3 separate regions of the Mus musculus genome follow, and all the other regions are linked to region 3. Evidence: chromatin loops called from intact Hi-C (ENCODE). Cell type or tissue: left cerebral cortex. All regions are shown on one strand. Each heading gives the region's core, and the rest is flanking DNA. Links, peaks and the distances in the headings are about the cores only.

Region 1 (6,775 bases), core at 593-5,592, 86 kb after region 3:
ACTGGTGGTAGGCTTTGAGGTTTCAAAAGCCACACAAAGCCCCACACACACACACACACCGCTTGTGGATCAGGGTGTGTCTCTCAGCTATAGCACCAGTGCCATGCCTGTCTGATTTCCACCATGATATAATGGACTAAACCTCTGAAAAATGTAAGCAAGCTCCTGATTAAATGATTTCTTTTATAAGTGTTGGTCATGGTGTCTCTTCATAGCAATAGAACAATGACTAAGATAGTTACCAATAAAGGTATGCAAAGAGATAATAGGTAAGAAAAGCTTAAAAACCAGATAATTGCAAGTAGACACATAACTTCTATAGAAAGAAGTTGAAAACAAATCTATATAATAGTCTAAAATTTCTAAACCATGAGTTTGATGTTCTGAGATAGCATTAAAATAATTTCAAGGGACTGGAAAGATGTGTTGGTTCCGTAGGTAAAGCCTTAGTGATGCATTGCCTGAGTATCTAAGTTTAAGTCCCCAGGTAGACACGTAGCATGAGCATCTTTAATCTCAATGCTTTTAGAAGTTCAAGGGCCAGGTAGCCTTGTATACACAGCAGGAAACAAAAACCTGACTGAAACAAGATAGAAAGCAAGGACAGACACCTAATATTGTCCTCTGAAAACACACATGCGCACGCGCGCACACACACACACACACACACACACACACACACACACACGATCTGTAAATACTTCAGTTGATAAGGAAACCAAGGAAATGTCTTAAATCAGGAGGGATGAATTACAGAAGACTAGAAGACTGGTTTTCATTTCCGATTTGCTTGCTTTTTCCATATTAAAACAGGACAGACTGCTTCTTAAAGCATATTTATATCTGAGAATGCCATCATGCTGGGAAGGGAAGGATTCCTAATTAGAAGATTAATGCCTGGATTTCATCTTCATGCTAATGTAGCTGACGAGTGTACTATAAACGTGGGACTCTAAAATCATGTTGTATTTTGGAAATGTAAACAGCTTTAGCAAGAAGAAGAGATGAACCCCTGGTGAATACCAAGCAGAGAGTTAGAACAAGATCAGCTGTTGGCACAGATGTGAGGAGACAACTTTATGTCTTTAGGGCTTCTACAGCAGGTGAATTTGCTTGGCTTCATATATAAATGAATACAGAAGTCTAAAAATAGATGGCCTTCAAACTGTGGGGTGTGTGTGTGTGTGTGTGTGTGTGTGTGTGTGTGTGTTTGTGTTAGGCATCATGTGTTCTGTTCTATCACTCTCCGCCTTATTCTCTTAAGACGACCTCTCACTTAATCTGGAGCTAGGCTGGCAGCTAGCAAGCCCCAACATTCCTGTCTTTGTTCCTCACAGCACTGGAATTATACTGGGAATTTGAACTCAGTCCCCCATGATTGGACAACAAGCATTTCCTGAACTATCTCCCAAACCATCAGATATTCATACATATACATGAAACAAGGTCTCACTGTGTAGACCAGACTGACCTCAAATGATCCATCTGCCTCTGCCTCCCTAATGCTAGAATTAAACACATGCCACCCATGCCCAGGTCATACTTTGACTATCAACTGAAGTATTTACAGATCGTGTGTGTGTGTGTGTGTGTGTGTGTGTGCATGTGTGTGTGTTTGGTAAATATATGATTTATATATACATATATATGATTTTGTGGTTTTTTTATATATGTGTATAAATGGTATAATGTTTCTATCAGGTTAAACACTCTATTCAAGCATATCTCGATTGTGAAACATCACAAGTCATTTCTCTGGCTTTTTAAAATATATAACACATAATAATAATTACTATTATTATTATGTATAGTCATCACACAGTGTAATAGCATACCAGATCTCTTGGGGTTGTCTAGTTGGTGTGTTCATTGTTGCTTTTGGAGACAGGGTCTCACCTTGTAGCCCAGGTTAGCTGGAGTTTTCTATATGACCCAGAATGCTTTACTCTTGATCTCACCTCTTAAGGCAGAGATTGCAAGCATGCACCTCCAGCTGGCATACATCAGAACTTCCATTAGTCAATCAGTCAATCTCTCTCTCTCTCTCTCTCTCTCTCTCTCTCTCTCTCTCTCTCTCTCTCACACACACACACACACACACACACACACACAGAGTTCAAGATGAATAGAACACTGCAACAGGTGGGATCAACCCATTAAAATCAGTGAACAATGAAAAGCTTGCTGTGGCTGGAAGACTGTGTCTCATTTTGAGAGTTCTAGCAGAAAGGACACCACCACAGTTCATTGGGAAAACTCAAGGGAAACTAACAAAGGGATTGTTTCCAAAAACTATGAGGACTTACACTACCATCTAACCCAAAACATTCCTTTCCAACTCCATTTTCTCCAGGTCACTTGTGATATGTCACTATAAGAAAGGTAGAATGTTTCATTTCCTCTGAATATATCCATGTTTTATTGAATAAATACCTATTTTTTTTTATTTCAGTGTTTGTATTTCACACTTGATTCCCTGAATTCATATTTAAAAGAGCCAGGGAAGATGGTACACCCTTGGAATCCAAACACTTGGAAGGCAGAGATGCGTGGTCCTGAGGATGTCAAGTGCGCATATCTAATGAATTCCAAACTAGTGAGAGACCCTGTCTCAAAAAGCAAGGTGGACAGCAGATGGGAGTGCAGCAAAGGCCTCCTTACTCAAGCACACTCAGAAGCCAGACTAGCCCTAGATTTGCAATTTTTAGAAGACCTAATAGTGACACCTGCTGGAACAAGAAGATAGCAAAAGGGAAACTGACCCTTGAAATCTTTACAATTGTAGACCAGCTCTGTTTCTAGTAAAATGAGGGGGGTAGGGGGAAATGTTGTTTTACTAGACTAGTGTATATGGTAGGTAAATTAAGTGTATGGAAGGCTCTTTAATGTTTTCACATTCACAAATAAAATGGTATTTTCTCCTTTTAGGATAAAGTCATGCTGGGAACTGATTACCCCTTTCCTCTGGGCGAGCAGGAGCCTGGGAAGCTGATAGAGTCCATGGCAGAGTTTGATGAAGAAACAAAGGTACGTGCCTTGGCTCCAGCCAGCCCATCCTGAGCTGAACACACACTTGATTTTCCTAAAACTATGACTCCACTTTCTGAAATAGCTAGACTATTAAAAGCAAACGCTATAATATCTTAAAATAAGTGCAATATAACTAGATGTATAAATCCTCTGTCCTCACAAGTGTATGTGCACACTGCATGTTCATAAACACACACTAAATGTAAAAAAAAATCAATGATGATATCTAATAAGTGCTTTATCAAGCCAATCATGCTTTTAAATAAAGTCTCCCCACCCCCCTCTCTCTCTTTCTTTTCAGGATAAACTTACAGCTGGCAATGCCTTGGCTTTTTTGGGTCTTGAGAGAAAACTATTTGAATGACAGAATTAAGCACACACAAAAAAACTTTCGAGAAGCTACGTCACTTCTGTTTTTGAACATGAGCTATACACACATCTATTTTGAATTATGTTACCCCAAAAATGGAATATCCCCCTCAGGATGAAGCAAGAGGATCAGCAATTCAAGTTCCAGACCAGTCTGGGCTACTTGAGACTGTCTAAAACAAGGGTGGGGGTAATATTTTCAATATTCTAACTTATTAATAACAAAATGTTTTATAAGGTCTTTATTCTGAAATGTAATATTCTGAGAAGTGTATATTACTACATAGCAAATCAAAACCATTTGATTTGAAAGAGATAAAAAATTAATATATAATTAATGATTTAAATAGAAAAATCCAATACCAGCTTTATTCTAGAAGGCTCGGGGTCTCTATGTTGACTGAAGATATGGGAAATGTACCCAAATAATAAGGTTTTTTCCAGTTGTAACCCTTTCTGCTAGCCTAGTCATTCAATGGGAATGTTTTTATCTTTGTAAAGTACACATAGGCTATGCACAAGCTCAAATGTTCTAAAAGCCAGTTAAGAAAGCAAGGTAAATGCTTATGGAATAAATGCTGACCCAACACAAAATGGTTTTGATTTGCATATGTAGTAATGTACTACAAACTCATTTTAGCCTCCCACAGTTGGATAGATCTTAGAATTTGACCTGAGTCTGGAAGGATGGATGAACATTTCTTTAAAAAGTAAAAAGATGTTGGTCGGGCATCACGGTACATGCCTCTTACATCAGCACTCAGGAGGCAGAGACAGGCAATGGGTCTGTGTTTGAGGCCAGCTTGGTCTGCATAGCAAGCTCTAGGATAGCCAGCCAGTGATACACAGTGAAACCTTGCCTCAAAAAGAAATAGGTAGGCTTGGAGAGATGGCTCAGCAATTAAGAACACTGATTGCTCTTCCAGAGGTCCTGAGTTCAATTCCCAGCAACCACATGGTGGCTCACAACCATTTGTAATGGGATCTGATGTCCTCTTCTGGTGTCACTGAAGAAAGTGACAGTGTACTCACATACATAAAATAAATAATGTTTCTTTTAAAAAATAAATATGTAAACAGAAGATGGGAGCTGGACCAGAAGAGAAGAAGTTTGAAACCACAGGTGTGACTTAAGAGCGGATGAAACTTTTCTAAAAGGAATGTCATCTATACGTTTCCCTTTAGCAGAGCAGGAGGCAGAGTTAACTCTGGGGAGGGAGGAACACCATGACACCCTTGTTCTAGGCCCTTACTGCTCCACCTGAGTAGCTGTAAAGGAACTTGGGCATGGGGTGGGGTGGCAGGCAGCATCTCTCCTCCACATGCCTATGGCTGCATCAAATAATCCTTCCATAGCACACGCTTAACTTTGGACTCACGCATAACTCCCTTCCTTTCCATTCTAGTACAAAGCCAGGCTCCCTATTAACAGGTGACTGGAGCTGCCTCGATGACAGAGAAAGAAGAGAGCTAACTAATACCCATGACCCCATTCTGCTCTTCTCCCCATCCATGTCTCAATGCTCCATCTCCTTCCTGATCTCTTGTTTTCTAGAATTTTCACCAACTATGACTCTACTTACTAGTCTAATCTGTCTTGAAAGAAAAATAAAGTTGAACAAAACAACACTTGGAAGCATGTGTTACTATTTTTCTCCTTCCCCAAACCTTTGAAAGAAATCTCTACTCCTTTTCAATATTTCCTATTGGAGCTCTATACACATAATACCCGTATTACTTACTTTTGCCTTACTGTACTAAAAAAGACCACACACAAGGTTGAACGGATGTTTCAGTCCATTATGTTGGGGAGGCCTGGCAGAGACGAACTGCTCACAACACTACAGAAAGGAAGCGGGGAGGGAAAGAATGCCTGTGGTTGTGGGCTTTCTCCTTTTTTCAATCTGGAACTCAGCTCATGTGACGGTGTCACTCACATACAAGGAAGGCCATCATCTCTTAGTTACCTTTGGGGTTTTTGTTTTGTTTTGTTTTGTTTTGTTTTCGAGACAGGGTTTCTCTGTGCAGTCTTGGAACTCACTCTGTAGACCAGGCTGGCCTCAAACTCAGAAATCTGCCTGCCTCTGCCTCCCAAGTGCTGGGATTACAGGCATGCACCACCACTGCCTGGTTTTAGTTATCTTTGGAAGAGTCTTCACAGACACACCTAGAATAACCATCACAAGTCCATTCCTTGTCAACATGATATTCCCACACATCTTACACCATAAGATTCAATCCCTCCCACCCAGTGCTCCAAAGCTCTAATACAGTTTCTCTAGAGGCTGGGGCAAACACTTATTTATTAATAAATTAGCTATTTATTTATTTATTAGCTCTGCTAATATCACATTATATAGTCCCATGATACAATAACATAAACATTCCTATTCCCAAAGAATTCAGGAAGGATTACTGAAAGCTTCTAGTATCTTAGCCTGACCTTGAACTGAACGCTTAATGTAGCCAAGTGTGTCCTTGAGCTTCTGGTTTCTCTGTTAAACCTGAAATTTTCAAGTAGACCGAATCCACGATTGTCCAATTAAAGTAAACTTTACTTAATACTGTCCAGGAAGATGGACACTGGCTAGGTCCATACCTGGGATTTCCAAAGAATGGCACGGAATTAGGTCAGTCAGATGCCTATAAAGGTCAAACCCAAAGCAAAGTACTTTCTTCCTTTGTCCAATCAAGAACCAGCACACATCCTGCCTACGTTTGATCAAGTACGTCCTGTGCATTTGGGGTAACCAATCACATTTATTGAAGTGAAAATCTATGACATGCATATATATATGAGAACAACAGCCCCCAGAATTTCAGGAAGTTATCTGTCCTTGGGCAGGTGGGGCTTATAGGTTAACTTTAGCCCTTATACCTTCTGTCCACCCCACGGCCCACCAGTGCTAGGATTATAGGCTGTACCTCCATACACAATTTGTTTTTATGCAGTGCTGGAGCTAGAACCAGGCCTTCAATGCTTCCTCAATGCACTATCTCCCAACAAAGCACCAGCACCCCACGCCCCGGAGCTCTTTTTAAGAGCCTAATGTCTTCAAACATCTTGCATTCTTTACCTTTAACTTTAAACATGCTTTTTTTCTAGCCAAATTGCTTTTCAGGTCATTCCTCTGCTCTTTTGCTCCCAGTTCTCCCTATAAAACTAGTTTAAAGCAGCCAGGGGTGCCTTTTCCACAGCTGGAATAATGGACTGCCTTGAATTCTCCTGCTCCAGATTACCTAGTCAATAACCAATAAACCTAGCTTCCCATAGTCTTGGGCACGGACAGAATGTAAGCAACAGAACACAAATGGCCTCTAGTCGGGTTCTTACTAGAAACCTTGTTCCCATCTAAAGGCTCATCGGCTCTCTGCC
Region 2 (6,775 bases), core at 857-5,856, 180 kb before region 3:
GCTCACTGTAGAGAGGAAGGGCAAGGGCTATTCACTGGATAAAAAGGAGAAGGAAGAAGGAAATGAGTGTCTGGAGTATAAAAGCCCTAGGTCTCCTCCCAGAGGCCCAGCTTCACTTCTAGAAGACCATCCCACATGGAAGGCTGTGCCCCAGGCACAGTCTTTTCCTATCTCTCAAAAAAAGGCCAGTGCTATGTAATGTGACCTCTAAGCATAACAACCCCCACCTTCTTAGTCAAGGCAGCTCCAGCAACCCATCAGCGTCCCCCCCAGAGCTGGTCTGTTGGCATTCCCTCTGAGGAGGATGGGGTAGGGATGGGCCATCAGACTCTTCCCTGAGTTGCCAGCCACACACCACCCTACCCACACCTCCTGACCAGCTGCAGCTAATTCTGCCTCAGCAGGTCCCATGGTTTCAGGAACTGCTAGAGTACACAGAATGTGGGAGACTGATGAGGAAGTCATCATCTACAACAGGAAGTCATCATCTACAACAGGGAGTCATCATCTACAGCAGGGAATCATCATCTACAGCAGGGAGTCATCATCTACAACAGGGAGTCATCATCTACAGCAGGAAGTCATCATCTACAGCAGGGAGTCATCATCTATAACAGGGAGTCATCATCTACAGCAGGGAGTCATCATCTACAGCAGGGAGTCATCATCTACAACAGGGAGTCATCATCTACAGCAGGGAGTCATCATCTACAACAGGGAGTCATCATCTACAGCAGGGAGTCATCATCTACAGCCAGAAGTCAACATCTACAGCCAGAAGTCATCATCTACAGCAGGAAGTCATCATCTACAGCCAGAAGTCAACATCTACAGCCAGAAGTCAACATCTACAGCAGGAAGTCATCATCTACAGCAGGAAGTCAACATCTACAGCAGGAAGTCATCATCTACAGCAGGAAGTCATCATCTATAACAGGAAGTCATCATCTACAGCAGGGAGTCATCATCTACAGCAGGAAGTCATCATCTGCAGCAGGGAGTCATCATCTACAACAGGGAGTCATCATCTACAGCAGGGAGTCATCATCTACAGCAGGGAGTCATCATCTACAGCAGGAAGTCATCATCTGCAGCAGGAAGTCATCATCTACAACAGGGAGTCATCATCTACAGCAGGGAGTCATCATCTATAACAGGGAGTCATCATCTACAGCAGGGAGTCATCATCTACAGCAGGGAGTCATCATCTACAGCCAGAAGTCAACATCTACAGCCAGAAGTCAACATCTACAGCAGGAAGTCATCATCTACAGCAGGAAGTCATCATCTACAGCCAGAAGTCAACATCTACAGCCAGAAGTCAACATCTACAGCAGGAAGTCATCATCTACAGCAGGAAGTCATCATCTATAGCAGGAAGTCATCATCTATAGCAGGAAGTCATCATTTACAGTAGGGTCGGGCATTTTGATGAGGAGGCTATATGTGGGTCACCCCCTGACCCAGTTAGTTGGTCAATGTTTTGTTTTGTCAACTCAGCACAAACTAGGATCCTCTGAGAAGAGGGAAAGTGGGTTGAAAAAAAGGTCTCCATCAGATTAACCTGTAGGTAAGTATGTTGGAGTCATTTCTAGATTTATGATTAATGTAGGATGGCTCAGCCCACTGTAGGCATGCCATCCATCCTTGAAAGGCGGTTTTTGGATGTATAAGAAAGCAGGCTGAGCAAACCCTGGGGAGCAAGTCAGTAAGCAGCATCCCTCCATGGTCTCTGCTTCAGGTCCTGCCTCCAGGCTCCAGCTTTGAGTTCCTGTCCTTGAGCACCCTCACTGATTAAATAAACCCTTTCCTCCCCAAGTTGATTTTGGTCCTACTGTCTATCACAGCAACAGAAATCCAACTACACTCCTGTATATAGCCCTCCACCCATCCTGTAAATAAGCCCAATACCATGCACCACGCTGGACATGGGTGAGTTCCTTACTATGGTCCATCTTTAGTGACCTACAGGGGTGAAGACATGTTTGTTCACATCTCCCCAAGAAATGCAAATATATCACTTATGTTCCTGGGACATAAAGGAGTAAGACGTGAGCCATTGGTTTCATTTCCCAACTGGAGACAGGTTGAGAGGAAAGGGGTTTTCAGAGCATCCTTGTACCCTGGGTGATCCAAGATAAAAACAGAGTCATACTTGACCCCGTAGGCAAAGATGGTGAGACCAATCAGGACACCAATGCTGCCGTCCAGGTACCAGACTGCTGCGTTGTGTTTGAACACTTCTGCACTTAGAAGGATGGAGAAGCCCATCACGCCCCCAACAAGGGAGTTGAACCCTGCAAAACAAGAAAAGGGATCACACAGTGATATGAGGTCAGCATTTCATAGTCTATACTGTAAGGTCTACAGACCACAGACAAGTACATTGGGCCTTCATTCTGTGGAAGGAATGTACACACACACACACACACACACACACACTGCTACTGATTTGTTCATTCTGAGTTAATCCTCAATCTAGATGCTATTCAAACAGCTAGTTCAGGAGGAATTTGAGGTTCAGTGTGTCCTTAGTATAGGGGAACCCCTGTCCACTACACACAGAGAGCAACAAAGAGAAAGGAAGAGTAGAGCCCAAGGGAAAGACTAAATGGAATGACCTGGCTGACTTTTCTTCCTCTGCCTGTACAGTCTTCCTGCTAGGGATGAGATGGAAGCCAGATCTCCATCTCCAGAGATCTATGTACCTACTCTCTTCTCAGACTGCAGGCTCTCTGAATAAATCAATTTAAAGATTTATTTCTATGGACTACGGACATAGCTCAGATAGTCCACATCCCCAACACTGATGCCAAACCAGACATCATGGCATGGGTCTATGAGCCTGTGGTCTTGGCATTCCTATAGCAAGAGGGAAAGTGGGAACAGATAATTCCTTGAGCCTACAGGAAGCTCTCCTAGTCTGGGCCTTCTGTGAACTCTGCTTCCCCCTACACACGTCCCAGTAGAAGACACAGAACCACATGTCTGCGCTCTGCCACACCTGGTCCCTCATCCTCATGGCTCTGCTTCTCTCTACAGGTCTTTTACTCTAGAATATATTTCTGTTATTTTTATTTTACCATCTCTCTTACACTAGAAACCTAAGCTGGGGACAGAAGCATTGTTTCTTTCCTTGCCGTTTCCCATGTCCCAGAACAGGGTGCTGATGTCGCTGGAGCAATTAATGAGTTATCACAGAAGGTGGGGGGGAGGGAAGGGGAGGGGAGGGGTGTGAAGCATGACCTTAGCTGTTCCTAGGGAGGTGGAGGTGGTCTCACCTTGCTGCCTGGCTCTGAAAGGTGAGGGGCAGAAGTTCCCCCATGTAGCCACTAGATGTCGATATAGTTCCACTGAACCAGCCCTCAGTCGGTCAGCACCACGGACAGCCCTGTTCTGCTGGCCAACTCACCTCCTTAGCCTAACCCTTCCGGAGGTGACCTTGGCTTCCCTTGCCTTTGCCTGGCTCCTGATGGGCTTCTCTTTCACGAAAGCAGGGACCAGGGACTAATTCCAATCTCCCCTCCCACTTCCTTCAGTGTAGTGCCTGTGTGTGTGTGTGTGTGTGTGTGTGTGTGTGTGTGTGTGTGTGTCCCCACATGCACATCAGACAGACACAGAAAGACATAGAGAGGTGGAGAAACAGAAAGACAGAGAAAGAAAAAGGCAGAGTCAATCAGGCAGAGACAGAATAAAGGCCACCCTCACCTGCCATTGGTATATCACAGTCTACCTTGTTTTTTCAAGTCCAGCCACTGAACCTGAAGCTGGGTGGCCTGAAGCCAGCGACCTCTGCCAGGACTGGAATCACGGGGATACAACACTACTATGCCAAGGGTTTCTTCCAGTTGACTTCGGGAGATGAAACTCGGGTCCTGAAGGGGCTGGAGCCCCATTACACACACACTAGTCTCTAGCAGTCACTTACAGATGCAGGCTGTGCCCTCCCTTCTAACCTAGGGCTGCTCTGAGAAGTAAATCCCGCAGTTGCTTTGACAGCACAGAATGGCTGAATCTGTGTGAACTGGAGATACCACTGGCTTGACTGTAAGGTCTATATTGAAATCTGTGTGATTCGTGCCATTAAATGCATGTAGAACATTCTGAGAAGGCTTTTCACAGAGGTGTTGGGTGCAAATGAGAGCCCCATCAGAGGGTTCCCTGGTTCCTCCAATCTGTCAGCCTTTATTTGAAATTTCACCAGGGACACCTCTCACATACTTTTGACTTACTTTTTCTAGTCACTTGTTGCTCAGGACTTTACCCTTGTCGCCCAGGCTGTCCTCACACTCACCCAGGATGACCTTGAACTCATCCTTCTGCACTCTTCCAAAGCGCTGGGATTCTAGGTGTACAACACCCCCCCCATGCCTGATATTCTAGGTACCCAGATCTTCACTCATTTAGGCAAGTGCTCTACCAACAGAGCTACATTCCTGGCCCCATCCTGAGGGCACGCTTGTATATTTGCTGAATATCTAGAGAAATAAGCCAACTGGACCAAGACCAATTAAGCATCATGAAGATGCTTGTCAACCCTCCGTGACACCACCATCCACCAGTTGCTATCCCTCTTCCCTGAAGACCTGCTTCTTGGATGTAAAGACACCAACTCTACACACACACACACACACACACACAGGACCTGAGTAGCCAAACCAGTCCAGGATGCATCAACCCCATGGGAACAGGTAAGGGAATGTTGAGCTTATAGTCTAAGAGGTCTCTATGGGGACATTGCTTCCTCTCTCTTTGGGGAGCAAAGGTTCTTGGCTCTGCCTCAGCAGAGGAACAGCTTCAGGGCATGCATCAAAAAGAAGCAAGACAAATGGAGAGAAGATTTGGATGGGGTGAGAAGAGAGCCCCTCCCCCAGGCATCTGGATAAAGCTGTGCTTTTCACCCTTCCTAATCCTGCAACCCTTTGACACAGTTCCTCATGTTGTGGTGACCCCCCCCCACACACACACACCCAACCATAAAATTATTTCTGCTGCTACTTCATAACTGTCATTTTATTACTGTTATGTACCATAATGTAAGTATTTTATATGCAAGATAGCTGATATGTGACCCCCCCTGTGGAGTCATGACTAAACTGGACTAAAGCCTCTCACCAGTACAGAGAAGCAAGACTCTCAGTATCATTAGCAAGAGCTTAAGGCTTCTCTCTCCATTCTTAGCCACGAGGCTGGAATTTTCTAGGTATCTCACCAGACACCCCATTATCAGGGAAAGGACATATGCAACACACTCATCACAGTGGTGGGGGAGGGGTGAGAAGTGCAGTGAAGCCCAGACGCAGATCTGAGTATCGAATATCTCTGAGGCTAAGGGGAAAGCACTCCCACTGGCACCAAGCACCTCCGTCCAGGGAGATGAGGTCATGCTCTGTGACAGTCCTCGTCAAATTGACACCGTCTAGCACCATTGGACAAGGAAGTCTCAATGAGGGATGGTCTAGATCAGGTTGCCCTGTGGGTTTGTGGAGAATCGTGCCTATTGACTTGATTCTTGCAGGAAGAATGCCTAAAAGGGAGTGGCCCCGCTCCTTGGATTCGGACACTCAGCTGCAGAGAGTAGAGAAAGCTAGCCGGCATCTAATGAGCAAGCATGCGTTCATTCTCTCTGCCCTTGACTATGCTTGTATTGTGATAAGCTGCTACAAATTCCTGCCTTGACTTCCCTGAGACGATGCTGGAAGTCTAAGCCCAAATAACCTTTCTCCCCTAAGTTGGCTTTTGTCTGGATATTTTACCATAGCCACAGTCTTCATGATCATGGGCGGGTCTGGGGGACACCACAGGCAGGCTTCAGGCTTTCTCACAGCAGAGGTGGGGACAGCAGAAGGTGGTTTTGACTACCCTGTGACTCCTCCAGGCACCCCGGGGGTGAAAACAGGATGAGGGAGGCACAGAACCTGTAGCTTAGAGACACCAAGGCCCCACCAGGCTCTGTGCTCATTTGATTTAAGAACCTGGGCCACAGCTATGTCCCCAAGAGAAAGATGTCTCAACCTCCAATCCATTTGACTGATGTTTGGTTTGGTTTTTGAGGCAGGATCTCATGTAGCCTATGCAGGCCTGGAACTTACTAAGAAGCCAAGGATAACCTTGAATTTATGGTCCCCCTGCCTCCACCTCTCTAATGCTGCGACGATAGACAGGTGTGCACCACTACACCCAGATGATGCCCTACTGAGGCTCAACCCCCAAGCCTTGTACATGCCGGGCAAGCACTCTATAAACTCTTTAAACTATAGCTCCATCTCTTTCCTTCATAAAATAAAAGACCAGGTATGGTGGCACACTCCTGTAATCCCAACACACATGAGTGTAAAACAGGAGGAAAGAAAGTGTAGGGTCAGCCTGAGCTACATGACCCTGTCTTAGGAAACCAAAAGGAACCTAGCCATTTCTGCTCTATTTTATGTCATTTGACTCAGGGTGGTAGACACTAGCTCCAAGTTTCATGAAGTAGGCAGTTTGGGGAATAGGGATGGGGTGAATGGGTCCCCTCATCATTGAATTCATCTGCAAGACCTCAGCATCTAACAGCATCCAGGCAGGACCTTTCTTGTCTCCGAGCTCAGCCATCAGACAGTGTATGCCCGCACCACTCACCGTCTGTGATGAGAGCCCTGCTTGTCAGGACCTTCCCCAGCATAAACTTCAGCACAGCCAGTACGCTGCAAAGGATCCCGCTTAGAATGGAGACGCTGAACAGGAAATCATCCTAGGAGAGAGCAGTCCAGATTTTGACATGTTATCTCTTGCT
Region 3 (6,775 bases), core at 606-5,605:
AACGGTTTCAGCAGCACCGTTGATAGTTTTCGAGGGGGGCCAATTAAGAAGCAGCAAGAAAGGGGAATGGTGTAGATGCGGTCGTCTTCGCAAAGAACCCAAGCTGAAGGCCGCTAGAGCAGGATGGGGAAGGAGAGCCAGGTGGGGGAATGAGGGATCCCTAACGTTCGACGCAGCCCCACTAAGGAGACAGTGGTTGTAAGCGGGAGATGGTGATGCCTTCCAGGGGACGCACCGGGTACAAGGCCAGCGTCCAAGGAAGGACTCAGAGCTGGACACACTCTCTCCAGGAAGTATCAGCGCGGATAGCATCTGTGCAGATCAGGTTGGTAGCCAGACCCCAAACATCCTAACCTCTCTGCCAGCACCCTCACACTATGGGGCGGTGACCGCTGTGACCCAGGATCCAGGGAGCTTCGGCCCCACGCACGTCCAGAGGCTAAGGGGACCCTAGCTGTCACCCTACCGGGTGCTCTGCCACTAACCAAAAAAATTAATTAATAATAATAATAACTTTCCCCGGGTGGCTGGGCTTGCGCAGCGGGATGCTTTGGAACCCACATCTCCCAGCACCGAGAGGAATCCCTTGGTCCCCCGTAAGACACTAAGAACCCTGTCTGCAAACTTTTCCCGCGAGCACCGGAGAAGGCTGGCCTAAGCACCCTCCGAGATCGGAAAACTGAAAGAGGCTCTCGGGAGGCACCGCTGCCCGACCCTCATGGATCCCGAAAGGTGGAATAGTCGCTTCCGCTCTTTGCACCAAGCTCCGCAAATAGGGGACAGGTGGCTTGAGAGGGGCGGAGAGGAAGGAGCGCGGGGCGGTGGTAGCTCACCTCGGTCTTCCAACCCGTCGCTGAACTGGCCGCTCTCGCTGATCCGTGGCTGCCTTTCCTCATCAGACTGCACAGAGGAGCTCATCGGAGCCGGGCTGGGGGCGGGGGCGGCGGTCGAGGGCGCGTGGCCCCGCGGTGGCGGCCGCGGGACTCCGGGGCCAGGGGGGCTGCGGCGCTCGCTGCCCAGAGCCGGCTCCATGGCGCCGGGGCTGCAGATCCCCCGAGGCGAAGCCGACCACGATGGAGACACGAAGTCCAAAGTGCCAGAGACCGAGGGCACCGAGAGAGAGCTTCGCCCGTACCGCGGTGAGCGGCAGGTCCGCCGCTAGCACACCGAGTGGCGGAGGCTGGTGCCGCGCTGTCGCCGCTGCGCTCCGCCCCCGGGGGCAGGTGCGGGCGGCAGGGACCCGCCCCGAGGCGCTAAGCCCGGGCACTGGTATCGATGCACCCAGGCGAGTGGAGAGGGAGGGCCCCGGACGGTCCAGACGCGTGGAAGCTGAGGGAACTGTTAGGGGGCGTGGGGACCAGCCTGCGGGTAGCGCAGGGCTGGGTGAGGGCGTGACGGAGGACGCGCCCCCCACTCACGTCGCGGATTGGTGCCCAGGAGGGACCCTTCCACCCTAATTACTCTGCAGTCCTCGGAGCCTGTGGCCGCGCGTGGGCAGGAGAGAGGGCATCGCAGCTCATCCGGCCTTTTTTCTCTCCCGGAGCCACACAGGCTACAAGGATTGCACCTTGTCCCCGCCTGCCCAAGCAGGCACCAGGATTCACCTGTTCCCCAGCCTCTGGATCTGCTGCCCTTAAATGGCTTTAACTCTCATCTCAGTTTCTCTCTTGCACCAACTTAGATTGAGGTGCTGCTGGAACCGTGGCTTGTCCCCCCCTCCCCCAGACCTCCCATTACGACTATCCTTGGGCCTTTCCCATCCATCTGTCAACCTCTCTAAGCGTTCAGGATCCGTCCCCTTGCTGCGGATGCTCACCCCTGTTCTTCATCTCTGACCATAACAACTTCCCACACTTGGGCAGTGAGCCTGGTCTCCCCAGCGAAGCTGCAACCTGGTCCACAGGGCCGGCTGGGGAAGACCCACAGGCGAACCGGCCGCCTAACGGATTGGGGACCCGATTGATTGCATTTACATCCGAGCTCTAGAGAGTCTAGATTTTATCAATAGGTTGGTATCAGTCTCTAAATTTCATCTGAGTACTCTAACATGCCAATTCCTTCATTTAAAGGAATCCACCCTGTTTTCTTTTGAGAGTAACCGGTTTCCTTTCTTGGTTTCCGCTCTGCCAGGGAACATAGAAGTCAGGATATGATTTAAATGTCTCTGTGGGGTTCCAGAGATGAGAAGGGAGTCACATTTTGTTGGGATCAGATCTGAGTGATCTCGGCTCCAGTTCGGTCTTCCGTTGTGTTTTTTTTAAACAATAATTTCAACTGTAAACTGAAAGCATCGAACTAGGTCATTTCAACACTCCTTTTTTTTTTTTCCTATGAAGAAAATGAAATTTTCAACAGCCCCTTCTTTTCTTTAAAGAAAATTAAACGCCATGTTCACTGGGCTTAAGACACACACACACACACACACACACACACACACAGAGAGAGAGAGAGAGAGAGAGAGAGAGAGAGAGAGAGAGAGAGAGTTTTTACCACTGATCCTGACGCTGTTCTTGGTACAAATGCTTCACATGTACAGAGCCCTCCGTCCTCTCGCATCCTGGATTGTGGGGGTTGTTTTTTGTTTTGTTTTTGTTTTCCTTTTTCTTTTTTCTTTTTTGTTCCAGATGATTCCATTGGCTGCCCTCTCAACGGTAGTCAAAGAATCACCCCAAGAACAAAAATATCCAGGCCTTGAGCACTGTGGAGGTCGATGTCACAGGCTGCAACAGAGTTGGCTGAAACGTTAACGCAGTGGCTTTTAGACTTCATCCCCCTCCTAATATTCTGCTTTTTTGAAAATTATATTTTCTTTTTCACTGTGGTCTTGGGGACAGGAGCAGAAGAGCTAGCACCGGCTTTAGCACAGAGCTGCGTCCCCACCTCTAATCTGTTTGTTTGTGCATTTATTTGTTTGGTATTTTAACAAGCATTTTCCTTTGCTGTGTGATTCAATTGTTCTTGAGGTCTGGCTAGAAGTCTTGAAACATGCCCCTCTCCGGGAACATCTTCCCTCTCTGCAGGCGCCGCACCCCCAGTGCACACACACGCTGCACAGCAGGCTCTCTAGAAGAAAGGGATCATCGTTCTGATTCCACACTTGGTTTTTGCATCCAGAGCATCTACGCGTGTAACGGTGCAGGTGAGCAAACTAGGGCTCATCATGCTCCTTCTGTACCCGAGCAAAGTCTCTTCTTTGAAGGGGAAGGAAGGGGGTTCAGCAGAAGCAAAAGCTGTTGTAAGCCTCTCTTGCCTTTTATGCTGCAGCTCCCCCACTACAAGCCCCTGCCTCTTCACTGGGAGACTATATTAGCTGCATCCTGGAAAGGAGACCATTTGCCGGGCACCTTGCTAAATGTTTCATAGGCTTTCCTCCCGCTTCAGCAACCGCCCAATTCGCAGCACGTCCACCCCCTAGGGGACGTTGTGGAGAAGTGCAGGCGCTTTCTTTGAGGCCACCCCAGTTTGGTAGGGGGGATAGGTACAGAAGTCCAGCTGGATCTTCGGTTCTGTGAAAATGTGCTTCTTCCAATCACGTTAGAATTTTAACTGTGTTTACATGTGAACATGGCATATGATGGCATCTTTGAATGCACACAATTTTTTCTGGGAATACAACTAGTATGCAAGTCTAGGGACGCTGAACCTTCTCTTCTTTTGGGAAACCAGGACGCTGAAGGCGGTTTCGTTCACCACATGAGTCAGCAGATCTGTGCCCATCATATATATATATATATATATAACTGCCGCGGGCTAAGGAATTCCATGTGTGCTTACGAATATATCTGTTAAGCTTTTATTTCAACACACTAAACACTAAGAAAAAATAATGCCAATAATATCCTAGAGTCTAGTCATCCTCCCGCTCCTACTTCACAAGTAGATGCAGACGTCTGAGTACAGCTGGCTTCTGGTACAGTCCTGAGTAGTCATTTATCTCGGCAAAAGCACATTAATTATGTATGGTGCTACTTTTATTCCTCTGCCACCATATACATCATTATATTGATTTTAAAATTAGAGACATATGTATCAGCCACAGATTCATCTCATAGCCACAGCAGTGAGTAGTCCTAAAGAATTGTATAGAGGGAGAGAGAAGGGGGCCTGGAACAATGGTTCTGTTAGTTTGTTTGTTTGTTTTGCTGTTCTGGAACTCACTCTGTAGACCAGGCTGGCCTCAAACTCAGAAATCCGCCTGCCTCTGCCTCCCAAGTGCTGGGATTAAAGGCATGCGCCACCACTGCCAGGTGGAACAATGGTTCTTAACCTGTGGGTCGCGACCCCTTCAGAGACTTGAAGAACTCTTTCACAGGGGTCACCTAAGACCATCAGAAAACACAGATATTTACATTACAATTCATAACAGGATCAAAATTACAGTTATGAAGTAACAATGGAAATAATTTTATGGTTGAGGGCAGATCACCACAACACGGAACTTATTAAACAGTCGCAGCTTTAGGAAGGTTGAGGGCCACTGTGCTAGAGGTACAGCTCTTGCCAAGTTCAATTCTCAGCCCCCAGGATAGGCAGCTCACAGCCACCTGAACCCCAGCTTCAGGGGACCCAGTGCCCTCTTCTGGCCTCTCAGCACACTTGGACTCATATGTACATACCCATATATGAGCACACACAGATACACATCATTAAAAATAATAAAGTAAATTGTTTTAAAGGGAGTTTGTTAGGGAGAAAAATCATTCCAGCAAGAAGCTTCTAAGAAGGTGTGGCCTGAATGAACCACAGAAGAAGACATTAAGAAAAAGAAAGAAAGATAAAGCTGGAATACAGAGACATTCGTGATAGAGTTTCTGCTTTATGCAAACTAAATCCTAAAAAATAATAATAATAAAGTCTTCTTTATTTTAGTTTAGACAGGATATCATGTAGCCAAGGCTAGCCTGGAATTCTCTATGTAGCTGAGGATAACTTTGACCTTGCATTTCTACCTCTACCTTTAAAGTCCTGATATTACAGACATACCCACAATGCCCAGCTCAGGGTATACTGAAGATGGAACCTGGGACTTCATGCCCAGGGCCTTTTGCATACTAGACACGTGTGCTACCATCGGAGCCAGCTAACCACCCAGACTATCTTTTTAGTTCTTGTAGCAACACAAGCAACACTGGAAAGCACGTAGCACTCCAGGGCTGGGTGGGGTGAGGAGCTAGTTGTGCAGCCCTGAAGTGTTTATGCTGGTGCTGCATGGACCTCAGCAGCATCCCCAGGGAGGCCCTACAGTCTCCGGAAACATGGCAGGCATGAATGCAGACAAACAGTGCCAGCACTGGCAAGTGCTACATTTATAAACTCTTTCTCATAAAAAAAGGAAAAGATACAAACTAGGTCATGACTACAGAACACTTGGATATGACATGTTTATGAGACCTGTCATTTATTTTTAGAGGTTTTTGTATCAAAACATTCAGCTACCGGTCCTCCACACCCTGTGCCCTGTACTGGTGTATTCAGTTCACCGAAAGCAACAGTACATATTTTTTAAATTATACATCCACTAAAACTGCCCTTCTCTCTCTCCCCCCCCTCTCTCCCTCTCTCTCTCTCTCTCTCTCTCTCTCTCTCTCTCTCTCTCTCTCTGTGTGTGTGTGTATGTGCTTCATTTTTTTCTTGTATGACAGGGTCTTTCCTGGCCTCACCAAGTGGGTGCCAACCAGACAGCTTTTAAAATATTGGTTTCAGGGGATTCAGGCTCCTGTGCTTACAAAGGGAGCAGACTGAGCTATCTATCTGCCCAGCCCAGATAATTTTTTCCTCCTCATTATTCTTTTTTTTTAATTTTATTTATTTGTTTATTTATACATTCATTTTATTTTTATGAGTACACTGCAGTTGTCTTCAGACACACCAGAAGAGGGCATCAGATCCCATTACAGATGGTTATGAGCCACCATGTGGTTGCTGGGAATTGAACTCAGGACCTCTGGAAGTGCTCTTAACCACTGAGCCATCTCTCCAGCCCTCTCCTCAAACTCAGAAATCCACCTGCCTCTGCCTCCCGAGTGCTGGGATTAAAGGCGTGCACCACCACTGCCCGGCTTCCTCGTTATTCTTAAATAATTCAGTGTACCCACCATTATGTAACGTTAGCTTCATTATAAGTACGGTGGTTAGTTTTCAACTTAACACAGCCTCAGATCACCTGAAAAGCGTCTCAGTGAAACCCTGTCTAGACCAGTGGTTCCCAACTAGATCTGTATGGATCACAACTCCTTTGGGAGTCCCATATCAGACACCTTGTGTATTATATATTTACATTACTATTCATAACAGTAGCATAAGTACAGTTATGAAGTAGCAACAAAATAATTAGGTGGGGGGAGGTCACTACAGCGTGAGGAACTGTATTAAAGGGTTGCTGCACTGGGAAGGTTGAGAACCACAGGTGTAGGTCTGTGAGCATGTCTGTAGAGGATTACCGAGCCAGCGCATGGTGAGTGACATCATTCCCTAGTTTGGAATCCTTGTCTGCATAAGAGTGAAGAATGAGAGCCGGTCGGTGGTGGTGGTGGTGGGCGCCTTTAATCCCAGCACTTGGGAAGCAGAGGCAGGCAGATTTCTGAATCGAGGCCAGCCTGGTCTACAGAGTGAGTTCCAGGATAGCCAAGTACACTGAGAAACCCTGTGTCAAAAAACAAAAACAAAAACAAAAACCAAACAAAAAGAGTGAAGAATGAGCTGAGCAGTCGGGATCCCAGGATTCATCCTCCTGCTTTTACTGTGGCTGCAATGACTAGCCGTTTCAAACTCCTGC

What was found. Peaks named below come from ENCODE experiments on the same cell type or tissue, not always from the same donor. Only the 100,000 strongest peaks of a DNase experiment are listed, where the experiment ranks them.
Region 1: it touches region 3 in a loop (2.5-fold over the local background); 4 of 42 quality-filtered maps call a loop at or near these places.
Region 2: a loop joins it to region 3, with 4 times the contacts of the local background. A loop is called at or near these places in 39 of 42 quality-filtered maps.

The regions. Positions count from the first base shown.
Region 1 is chr1:127,762,952-127,769,726 of GRCm38, forward strand. It overlaps Acmsd (amino carboxymuconate semialdehyde decarboxylase), which reads left to right. Exons shown (of 10, transcript NM_001033041.2): 9 at 2,929-3,027; 10 at 3,332-4,613. The coding sequence ends at 3,394. The region is part of intron 1 of 2900009J06Rik (RIKEN cDNA 2900009J06 gene); the gene reads right to left. Among named protein-coding and RNA genes, the nearest start is that of 2900009J06Rik, 7.7 kb to the right of the region's middle. In left cerebral cortex, for the core only: a CTCF peak has its summit at 2,745 (motif pointing left); a DNase peak (open chromatin) is centred at 2,700.
Region 2 is chr1:127,493,563-127,500,337 of GRCm38, forward strand. It overlaps Tmem163 (transmembrane protein 163), which reads right to left. Exons shown (of 8, transcript NM_028135.2): 6 at 6,622-6,733; 7 at 2,156-2,297. Among named protein-coding and RNA genes, the nearest start is that of Gm41947, 17 kb to the left of the region's middle. In left cerebral cortex, for the core only: a CTCF peak has its summit at 3,327 (motif pointing right); a DNase peak (open chromatin) is centred at 3,378.
Region 3 is chr1:127,676,598-127,683,372 of GRCm38, forward strand. Tmem163 (transmembrane protein 163) reads right to left here and starts at 1,424. Exons shown (of 8, transcript NM_028135.2): 1 at 834-1,424. The coding sequence starts at 1,032. In left cerebral cortex, for the core only: CTCF peaks have their summits at 1,255 and 3,422; DNase peaks (open chromatin) are centred at 767, 835, 1,386, 3,431 and 2 more places; H3K4me3 peaks cover 1,052 bases.